Regions from separate parts of the Homo sapiens genome. Here region 2 is linked to region 1. The links are chromatin contacts, found by Hi-C or POLR2A ChIA-PET in ENCODE. All regions are on one chromosome and are shown on one strand. Each heading gives the region's core, a stretch centred on a gene start or an enhancer-like site at or near the end of the contact. The rest is flanking DNA. Distances are from core to core; before and after follow the strand shown. Region 1 has its middle 82 kb from the start of RPS6KA2. Region 2 overlaps RNASET2 (ribonuclease T2).

Evidence for each region. A loop is a pair of places that touch in the nucleus more often than their neighbours do. ChIA-PET counts read pairs that join two places held with the same protein, here RNA polymerase II (POLR2A). Pooled maps may share reads with other maps.
Region 2: a pooled map shows a loop between it and region 1 (2.7-fold over the local background). The contact joins two enhancer-like sites. A Hi-C loop is called at or near these places in 1 of 50 pooled maps. POLR2A ChIA-PET finds 5 or more read pairs at or near these places in 2 of 52 experiments (H1 and WTC11).

What each region holds. Positions count from the first base shown.
Region 1 is chr6:166,705,173-166,712,382 of GRCh38, reverse strand. It overlaps a transcript of RPS6KA2 not described here. Among named protein-coding and RNA genes, the nearest start is that of RPS6KA2, 82 kb to the right of the region's middle. Within about 2 kb of position 5,147, at least 3 of the 41 ENCODE cell types and tissues checked have a DNase peak (open chromatin) inside an H3K27ac peak, as active enhancers do.
Region 2 is chr6:166,950,066-166,954,299 of GRCh38, reverse strand. It overlaps RNASET2 (ribonuclease T2), which reads left to right. Exons shown (of 9, transcript NM_003730.6): 2 at 1,752-1,812. Among named protein-coding and RNA genes, the nearest start is that of RNASET2, 4.4 kb to the left of the region's middle. RefSeq lists enhancers at 2,700-3,385, 2,859-3,778, 3,899-3,948, 4,074-4,234. Within about 2 kb of position 2,984, at least 24 of the 41 ENCODE cell types and tissues checked have a DNase peak (open chromatin) inside an H3K27ac peak, as active enhancers do.

The sequences.
Region 1 (7,210 bases), core at 3,898-6,397:
AAACCATCTGTACTCAGCACAGTGTTTAGAGCTGGACCAGAGGGGCCCCTGCCCTGACGCTGAGCATTTGAGAGCTCCTTCTGCCTGCTGCTGGCCTTGCCCTCACCACCAGATGAGAGTCTTTGAAGGTCAGGTGATGTGCCTATCCACAGTTTGCACCCTTCCCTCCAAAAACATTCTCCAGGTACCTGGGCTGCCAGAATTTCCTCCCCCAGTGACCCTGAGCCTCTTTTTGAAACCCATGTGGACCTCTTACCTAGGTCCAGCCACTCCTGAGCAGGCTGCACCAGCAGGGTGGGCATCCCTACGTACATTCTGTCTGATTTATCAAATCCATGTGTATAGAGGTGTTCACAGTGTGCCCTTATTATCCTTGCCAAGTCTGCAGGATCTGTAATGATTCTCTGTTTCATTCCTGATACTGGTAATATATGAACTTGTATCTCCTCTCTCTCTCTCTGTCAATCAGTCTTGCAAGAGATTTGTCAATTTTATTGGTCTTGTTTTTTTTTAATCAGCTCATTGTTTCATGGGTTTTTTCTGTTGTTTTTGTTTGCAGTTTCATGGATTTCTCCTCTGTCTCTCTCTCTCTCTCTCTTTCTTTCTTCACTTCCTTTTATTTATTTATGTTCTTTCTTATGCTTGCTTTGGGTTTATGCTGCTCTTATTTCTCTGGGTTTTGAGGTGAGAACATCTGTTGCTTCATCCTTCATTTCACTGTTTCTTTCCTTTGTTCCCTCGACTCAGCTATTAAGCCCAGTCTGTGCACTTTTCATTTTGGTTTTGTATTTTTCATGTCTAAAACTTCCATTTGGTTCTTCTTTATATCTCCCATTCCTTAGCTGAGGCTCTGTTTCTCCATTGGTTTTAGGCTGGTTTGTGATTGCTTGTTGAAGCATTTTTATCATGGCTGCTTTGAAATCTTTGTCAGATATATCTAACATTCTGTCATCTTGGTTTGGCATCTTTTTTTTTTCTGTTTGAGATCTTCCTGGTTCTTTGTGTAATTAGTGATTTTTTTTTAAATTGGAACCTAGACTTTTGGGGCACTATGTTATGAGACTCTGGATCTTATATAAGCTTTCTGTTTTAACAGACTGGGTCTCACGTGACTCCAACCTAGGAAGTGGGGGCACCACCTCATTACTGCAATGAAGGAAGTTGTGGGGCTATTCCTGCTTTGTGGGGGTGGAGGCTCCAGCTCCCTCTGTGGCCTCCACTAATCCCAAGAAGACTTATGGCCTTGTTACCCCTGGGCAGTGGTCAGAGTCCTCAGTGTCCTCCACCACCACCAGTGGACACCACCCCTGGGGGGATGTTGGGGCACCTCCTTACAGACTAATGAGGGTGGAATTCTAGGCCACCCACACAGCCTTTACTGGCATGGGTGAAGGTGGGGCCAAGGTTTTTCTGTGTTGTTTGGCTAAAGTAGAGCAGTTATCATCTAAGAGTTTTCTGCCCCCTTCCCTGGTCCTGTGGCTAGAGGCTTTTGTTGGGATTTTATTTTGTCTGTGCCTGCTGGAATTCCTGGGTTGCTGATTTATTTGGCTTCAGGTCTAGTACACATGAGGCAAAGGAAAACCCAGGGAATTCTCCACCAGCTTGCTCCTCAAGTCCTGAGGCCCTTAGCTATCCTGACTTCTTCTCTCCTCCTGTCAGAGTCATCTTCCAGGAAGTGTCCAGGGTTTCCAACTGTACTTAGTGGGAAGAATAGGGAAATACATGCCTAGTCCATCTTCCTGGAAGAGAAGAAGGATGCATAACACATGCACCTCCAGGATGTAATCAAAAGAGATAGTATTTGATGGCATAGACACACACACAGACACACAATGCAAACACACATACACACCACACATAACACACACACACCACACACACACACACACACACACACTCACACAACACATACCATACACATATACCCCACAAACACCGTACACATACACACACACACTCGTGCATGCATATATACATATTTTACAAAAAAATATATCAAAGAGTACAGAACAAAGTACATTATGGTGGGAGGACATCAGGGTGCTGAGAGCAGTGTTTGAGGATGATCTGTCCAATATAACTGATTAAAGGCTAAAGCATGCTGTAGAGATTATGACTCAAGTGTTACTTTGAATACTCCAGATTTGAAATAAGTTTTAATAAGAACAGCAAAATTGAATGGAATCTTTCAGATGTTCAGGGATTTCATTGTATTTTTTTAAATTGACATACACATATACTTACAAAGGTAAACTATGAGATTTGTAAGGATAGGGAAAAAAGACATTGTGTGATAATTTAAGAAGTGAACAGGATTAAACCTAAGTTGCATCAATTTGATTATTATTCCATCAGGATTTTGAATAGTACTTCAGAGTGAAGATTCTGGTTCGATAATAGAATATGGCGTACATGAAAACTGAAACCCTCTTACAGTTTTAAAGATGTGCTTCCATTTAGAAAATCACAGTTGTTCTGCCCACAATAGGACCTTGTCAACCCCTAACTTGTTCTCAGCTGTGATCAGTCAAATAAACACTTCAGACACAGAGACTGAAGTGTTTATTTGAAAAATACTTCTTGATGGTAGTTAAAGCTGTCCTGGTGACGAGAAGGGACACTTACGCACCTATAAATCCAGGGGATGTCTGGGCCAGAAAGAGGAAATACAACTAACTGAGGAATGTGCCAGGACTTAATTTCATCCCTTTCTTCTTTTTATTTTGTTATTTGACATTTACTAATCCTCTTAACCCATCTGCACATCAGGATCTTGACCAACTTCCTTTGAGATTCTGACTTTTATGAAGAAAGAAAGATGATGTAAAGAATAACAATGTGATTTGAGATTAGGATAAAGCGAAGCCATCAAATAGTTTTTTCTTTTTGGTCATGTGTTTATTTATTTATTTATTTTGGTACAGATGGAGTGTCACTATGTTGCACAGGCTAGCCTCCAGCACCTGGGTTCCAGCAATCCTCCTGCCTCGGCCACCCAAAGTGCCGGGATGACAGGCGTGAGCCAACTTACTCAGCCCATGTGTTTATTTTTAAGGATATTTTGAGGATATGTTGTGTCTTTATTTCTGACTTCTGGGACTATTGTTCTTATTCCTCCATTAATAAAAGTAATGATTTTCTACATGCGTGCCCAGCTTGACAAGCACCCCACATCCGTTATCTTGTTACATCTTTATGACAACCGGTGAGGGAAGCAGAGGTGAGATGAACTTCAGTGCTGCTTTAAGGAGGAGGAAACTGAGGCACAACCCGGATAAGAGGCGTGCTAAAACAAGCCGATAGTACCCGGCTGGGGGAATGTGTATGGAACCCCACTGCAGGCTCACAGCTTGTGGCTCACACCTCTTCCTTGTTTCTCTACTTTGAATATCAACACGGAGCGGTGTGTCACTTCTATTTCATATCTCTCCCAGTTGTCTACATGACTGGCTTCACTTACTCCACAGAACTTAATACATTGCAATTTGTGGTACAATGCATTTATTTTATCATGTATTGCCCATGAAAATTAATGGTGGAGACTTCAGTTCAGAAGTATGTATTTCAAAAATATAATTACACTTGAAAGTGAGCAAGTTCAATTGTATGAGAAGGAAGTCACTGTGGTAAAACTTTAGAGAAAGTTATTTATTGTAACTGTAAATAGTACTAGTAAAGGCCTACTGGTAAAGCCTGTTTAGCAGTGTGCACTGCCTGGTGACGAGAACTCTCAGCGGGTGTGTAAGTACCTTCTCAGGACCTGCGAAACGTCTTGGAATGTCTTCTAACTTCTTAGCTTTTGCCAGGGTTCCAAGGCAGGAGGAATGGAAGTTGCAAGGAAGAAAGCATTTTTGTTTATACTGAAATTATTTTTAACATCCTAAATGTTTTCAACAACCTGATAAAGCAGTTTCTTTGGTGTGGCTTAGCTTTTTGAGAGTTGAGATTTTTCTGTGTCAAGTCCAGGTTAACTATTCTTAAAAGTGATTTCAAAAGCCAGGAAAAACCACTTTGCAGTAATCAGAATGTTATCCAACTGTATAATGTTTACTTTATTGTAAATACTTGTGAAGAGTGGTCAATAAATAGTTTTATGTTCCTTTATGCAAAAAAAAGATTTCATCCTGTTATTTGACATCAAGCTCAATCCTATTATGTTTCCAACAGAATTAATACATAGTGACAAAAATATATTGAATTAAATCAGGTTTTTTTCTAGATCCAATAAAAAACACAAATATTTTTAATAAATAAGTGTAAGTATATAGATTTAATTCTACCGGAGAATATTTTCCTTTTTTCTGTGGTTGTACAATATTAGCAAAAGAAATTATTCTCAGGCCAGTTGTGGTGGCTCATGCCTGTAATCTCAGCACTTTGGGAGGCTGAGGCAGGTGGAATACTTAAGGCCAGCAGTTCAAGACCGGCCTAGGCAACATAGTGAGACCCTGTCTCTGTAAAATATTCAAAAATTATCTGGGCACGGTGGTGCACACCTGTAGTTCCAGCTACTCTGGAGGCTGAGGCGGGAGGATTGCTTGAGCCTGGGAGGTCAAGGCCACCAGCCTAGGAGCCAAGATCGCACCACTGTACTTCAGCCTGGGCAACAAAGTAAGACCCTGAAAAAAAAGAGAGAGAGAGAGAGAAAGAAAGAAAGATTACTCTCTGAAGATAAGTAATAATGATCACCATAATTAAGGTACTATATTTATACATTTTAGGTCACTTGTTTAGTCACCTCCCAATCTGATCCAGGTGCACCTGTCTGGACCTCCTCCTTTATAATGACCCTGGGCCTTGATTCTGCACTCCTTCCATTACTGTCATCCATAACTTTAAACGTGCCCAGATATTCACTATCCTTAATTTATAAGTCATTTTCATTCCTCTGCCACTTCCCCACCACCCAGTCACCTGGTTTTGTTCCTCACTGCTCCATTGAAACTGTTTCTATTTACCTTTGTAATGAATCAACAATATTTGCTTACTAAGAATCATGCTGCACTTTGGAAACCGACCTTCACTTATTCCTGAAAGTCTCCCTGCCACATGGTTGGAGCTCCCTAACCGTGTGGGTGAGACGGAACTGTGCTCTAACCCGGCTCTGCTCTGCGGGCTGCGTGGCTGCCGGGCTGCCGTCCATCTGCACAGAGAGCAGAGCTGCCCCCTTCCCGGCAACCCCGGCATTGCACAAAGGGTTATCTGTCCAGTGCTGCCACAAGGAAGGCATCTAGCAGATGCTGGTTTTCTCTTCCTTTGCCTGCTAACTCTCTTCTCTGATCAGCCTTTACTCTCAAGTTTGCTGGGTACTTTTCTTCTTCCTGCACACTAATTATAGGTATGTTGGACTTTGTTCTATTTTGAGTAATATTCACTCCTAAATTGAACTTATCCATTTGAATGGCTGTCACCCTTCCACCAATAAATCTGAAGACCATTTACTCTTAATGTTTTTCAAAAACTTCCTATGCAGAGTTTTGTTACTACTATTCAAGGAACTCTAGCACAACTGTCAAAATAAGACTCTTCTTGTTTAATACTATTTTACTTTTCCTCCCGATCCCACCCTCTCTATATTCTTAGATATGAATGTATCCTTTAAGATACACAGTAACAGGCTGTGCGTGTGATATTTCATTTTGCACAGACAGTTGGCACGGGGCTTTACTTCCCCCTGGGTACTGTGCGTAAAGCCTGCCTAACTAGCTGTCCCCTTGCCTGGGTACCCATCCAGTCGTGGAGGGCTGGGGGTCTGGGGTCTCCAGGCTATGCAGCATGGGATGGAAAGAGCACAGATGATACTCGTTCTTCATCTTCATGACTGCTCAAGTGTTCTCCATGCAGTCACGGCAGGGGACGCTTCCAGAAGAATTGCAGGAGGCCCCAGATCTTCCTTCCCACGCTCACCAACTCTTGGTTGTATGACGCCTTTACATTTTATAAATATGATGGCTTGAATTGTCTTCTCCTCATTTTATTTCTTCTGGTTACATTGACTGAGTTGAGGAACTCTTCACATACTTGCCAGTCATTTACATTTCTCTTGCTGTGAACTGTTTTCATTCCTGGCCTGTTTTTTGGGTTGGGTTGCCTATCTTTTCTTGTTGATAGCAACATGAGCCATGTGGTCCTCTCAATTGGTACAGAGAGGTATTTGATAAAATTTCACCACTTAAGTTTAATAAAAACTGTAATTGGTTATTGCAGGTGTGTTAGTCCATTTGGGATGCTGTAATGAAAAACGATAAACGGAGTGGCTTATAAACAACAGAAATTCGTTTCTCACAGTTCTGGAGGCTGGAAGTCCAAGATCGAGGAACCCACAGATCCAGTGTCTGGTGGACACTTGCTCCCTGGTTCACAGACAGTGCCTTCTTGCCAAGTCCTCACGTGGTGGAAGGTGTGAGGGCCCTCTCTAGAGTCTCTTTCATAAGGTCTCTTTTATAATCCCATTCATGAGGGCTTTGCTCTCATGACCTAATCACCTCCCAGACCCCCCTCCAAATACCATCACACTTGGGATTAGATTTCAACATAAGAGTTAGGGGAGACACAAACATTCAGTCTGTATCAATAGGTGAGGATAATTGCTAGTAATTTTTAAGCCCACTGTAAATCCATCAACATCACTGAACTCTCGTTAGTTTTAATAGTCTCTATTCTGTTGGAGTGTCTATGTCTAGGATTGTGTCATCTGCCAATAAGGATGTTTTTTATCTTCCTTCCAAATCTTATACCACTAATTTATTTTGTTTTCTGACTCTCTCCTTCTTGCTTCTTTCTTCTTTTTTGTCTGTAAGGACCTTTAGTACCATGCTAAGCAGTTGTGATGTTAATGGGCATCTTTGCTTCTGATTTTAAAGTTTCTCCACTGAGTGTGATGTTTACTGGTTGTTTTTGTAATGTAGCCTTTACCAAGTTGAGCGACTTTTCTTCTAGTTCCCTAAGGGTTTGTGCGGAGGGTGGTGATCTGCTCAGATTAGTGTTTCATAGACTGCTGTGGCCAGGGAGGAGGCTGCTGCAGTGATTCAGGTGTAAGATGAAGGTGGCAGCAGAGACAAAGAGAAACGGACACATTCGAGAAACACTACTGGTAAAATTTAATGGGACATGATGATAGATTGGGTATGGGAAACGTCCCAGCTGGCGCCTTGCTCTTGGCTTGCACAATTGGACGGATACCATCTGTGGAGTTAGGAAATCCTGCAAG
Region 2 (4,234 bases), core at 1,735-4,234, 240 kb before region 1:
AAACTTGAGCAGGCAAGATTTGCGAGAACATGGTTGATTCAGACCACGAGGGCTTCATAGGTCAGCGGGCATTTTCCCAAGTTCTAACTGGTTTTGAGACCTTGGTGATTTTTCTTTCTTCTTTGACTTTCTTTAGCTTCTCCATTACTTTCTCCGTGAATAGGGGAGGGGGGCATCTGTGTGGGAGGGGGTCTCCTGCAGTCACATCACTCTGCCTGGTTTTAGATGGAGAGTTTGTTACAAACGTCTGAGTCTTGGTAGTTTTGTTGTAAGCATATTGATAGTCTCATCTTCCTGGGTGTTGCTAAGCTTTCCAGCCTCAGGTTCCGACTATGTAAAATAAGGTTTTTCACCCAAGGGTAAAAAATGCTTTACCAGCTCCAATTCTCACCCTGCAGCTCATCCTTTTTTTTTTTTTTTGAGACAGGGTCTGGCTGTGTAGCCCAGGTTGGAGTGCAGTGATGTGATCTGGGCTCACTGCATCTTCCACCTCCTGGGCTTAAGCTATCCTCTTGCCTCAGCGCCTTCCAAGTAGCTGGGACTACAGGTTCATGCCACCACACCTGGCTAATTTTTGTAGAGACAGGGTTTCACCATGTTGCCCAGGCTGGTCTTGAACTCCTGAGCTCAAGCAATCCTCCTGCCTCTGCCTCCCAAAGTGCTGGGATTATAGGTGTGAGCCACCACGCTTGAACCCTTTTTTCCTTTTATACTGAGAGCTTGCATAATTAGTTCCAATGTACAACTAAGTTTTCATACCATCTTAACTGTAAATTCTATACAAATTCAACAGGACTCAATTATTTACAAAAGCTAATGTGTGACAACTTGATCTTCTTACTTGGAATCTTCCCTTCTAAAATTTGATTTATCCTGAAGTGTCTGCTTGACTTATATCCTGTGTTGCTGCTGGCTTTTTCCATGTGCATTTTTTGCAAGCTGCTCTTTTTACTTCAGTCTCGTTAAGTCTTGCAGTTCTGGCTAGAGGCCTACTGCCATGAATAAGCTGCCGCTCCACAGTGGCTTCTTTGAAGTCTTAGAGTCAGATGAGTTTCACGGTGTTCAGGTTTGTGATCCAGTGTGGCCCCAGGTTCTGGGTAACACGTGTGATGCAGTGCTGTGTGCATACCATGTCGTGAATAACATTCATGATGCAGTGCACATACCGTGTTCAAGTTAACAGTCCTGGTGGCATCTGAAGTAGCACCCTAAAATCAAATGACACAAATTCTGCAGAGAAGCAAGTGAAGTCTAAAAACTGAGTTGGGGTAGTAACGATAAATAGCGTTATGCTAGTTCAGGTTATGTTTTGTTGCCAAATGAATTACAAAAAACTACCAGGTTTCAGGCTTTTATGGGTTTCACGAATGCAGGGGAGGGATCGTGGGTCTGCATTTCTCTTGAGCATCCTTAGGAGAAAGGTGCTTCGTGGCTCAGTGGCTTCCCTTCAGTGAGGCCCTCCCTGGCTGCACTCCTAGCTTGCCCTGCCTCCGCTTCCCCTCCTCTCCCCTCCTCCCCTTATCCTATTCATGTTCTCCGCCACTCAGCACTGGACGCCACCACACGTGCCTTCTTAGTGTAGGGGTGTACCGCCTTCCTCACGGGAGTGTGTGCAGCAGCAGGGCAGGCAGTGTTCCTCCTCCCACAGCACTCAGTGCTGAATGAATGATTGAAGGGATGGATGGGTGGATGAATTTTTTCTGTAACTTTAAAAAAAGTTCTTGAAAAATAAGTTTCTTATGTTTTAACAGTGACAACCATGAGTGGAAAAAACTAATTATGGTTCAGCACTGGCCTGAGACAGTATGCGAGGTGAGTGTTTCTGCCTTGACGGGCCCTGGGGCCTGGGGAGCCCTGTGAAGAGGGGTTTGTGTGCACGTGCCCGTCCAGGGCACCCACGCTGCTGGTGCGGGAGGTAGGCATCGCTCTGGCGGGTGGGCGGTGTCTCCTGCAGAGACTGCCTCCAGGAGGGCTGTGTGTGAGCTTCCCAGGGCTGCTGTAACAAAAGTGCCACAAGCTGGGTGGCTGAGAGCCTCAGGAATTTATTCTCACGGTCCTGGAAGGGGAAGTTTCAACCTAGGGGTCAGAAGGGTTGGTTCCTCCTGGAAGGCTCTGAGAGAGTTTGTTCTGTTTCTCTGCTAGCTTCTAGTAAGGACCCGTGGTCCTCTGCGTTCCTGGGCTGACCCATCACCCCAATCTCTGCCTTCTCCTTCACGGTGTGTTCTCCACTTTGTGTCTCTCTGTCTCTTCTGATGAGGACACCAGTAATTGGATTTAGGGCCCACCCTAATCTGGTATCACCTTTTCTTGATGACATCTGCAAAGACCCTGTGTCCATGTAGGGTCATGTTCACAGATGGGAGGAGGGGTTAGGACAGGGATATATCTTCTGGGAGGACACGGTTCAACCCACAGCAAGCCTCAGTTTGTCTCCTCCCTCTGTGGGCGGCAAGCCACCCAGGTGCCAAGGCAAGAGACCGAGGGCATAAGCTGTTCCAGTATAATAAAGAAAATATATAAAATGAGAACAGTTATACTAGAAATAGATTATAGATATGATGATATATGAATATTATTAATCATCAGTTTGTAGCATTGCTCTTTATTCCAATATTATAATAATCCTTGCTCTACAATTACAGCCTAGGAAAAACCAGGCCATACAGAGATAGGAGCTGAAGGGGCACGGTGAGAAGTGACCAGAAGACAAGTGTGAGCCTCTGTCACGCCCGGACAGGGCCACTAGAGGGCTCTTTGGTCTAGTGGTAACACCAGTGCCTGGGAAGGCAACCATTACTTAGCTGACCTCGGTCTAGTGGTAGCGTCAGTGCCTAGGGAAGGCACCCGTTACTCAGCAGACTGGGAAAGGGAGTTAGAGCAGACTCTGCTTCACCATACCTCTTGTGGATAGGCCTCATATCAGTCAGGCCTGCCCACAGCCATCTGGAGGCCTAACCATCTCCCCGTGATGCTGTGCTTCAGCAGTCACACTGCTGTTTCACTTTCATGTTCCACCCAGTACACCTGGCTCTGCCTTCTAGATAGCAGTAGCAGAATTAGTGAAAGTACTAAAAGTCTTTGAAATGCATAGAAGAAATAATGGCGTAAGCTGGCCTCTCTCTCTCTCCGCCTCCGCTGCCATACAGGGAAGGGCCCTCTGTCCAGTGGACACGTGACTCACGTGACCTTATCAGTCATTGGAGATGACTCACACTCCTTACCCTGCCCCTTTTGCCTTGTATCCAATAAACAACAGTGCAGCCAGGCATTCGGGGCCACTACTGGTCTCCGCGTCTTGGTGGTAGTGGTCCCCTGGGCCCAGCTGTCTTTTCTTCTGTCTCTTTGTCTTGTGTCTTTATTTCTACAATCTCTCGTCTCCACACGAGGAGAAAAACCCACAGTCCCTGTAGGGCTGGTCCCTACATCCCTCCATGTATTGGACATTTTATTAACATGTCCTGTGAGTGAAGAGGACCCAAGAGCTTCCCTGCCTCCTTTGCTGTGCTTGGCACCCATGGCACTCACGGCCCTCCGGGCTGGCCCCTCATCATCTGGCTGCGTTTTGCTCCATGCCCACATCCCTTCAGTGCGTCAGTGTCCAGGCCCTTCTCATTGGAGCACCCAGAGCCAGGACACTGCCTGGATCTGCACCTCAGGGCGTACCCTGCTCGGTGTGTCAAGCTGACCCTGGTGTGCATTGCACACTTCTCAAGTGTTTGACCGTGTTGCTGAGCTAGCACCACATTCTGTCAGGAGCACGCAGGCTTTATGTTTTGCCTCTAGCACTGAGTGGTAGTGACTTTCGCTTCTACTTCCTCACTGATTTTTCTGATGACAAACGAAAATGAAATTTTGCTTATCTGGCTCAAATTATGCTCTTGCTCACTTCTGTACACGAGATTGCCCCGTTTTCAGTTTTGCAGACTTAATGTTGCGCTCCTGCTGCTGTTTCCTTGCCTTGGGTTGGGGCAGTGGACAGAAGGAGCCGGAAGCTGCCTGGCATCAACTTTCAATTGTTGGGAGTGTAGCTGGCATTCTGAGATAGGGAGGGATTGCTGGAGTCCTTGGTTCCTACGGAAGAAGGACCGTGGAGGAGGAGCTGGAACTTAAGCACTGTCTTTGACCCACACTGAAGGATCTGCCTCCAGGGCCTGAGACCAGGCTGCTCTGCATTCAGGGAGGCATTTACATGACAAAACGTGGGTGTGTCCCTGCACACTGAATGTAAATATGG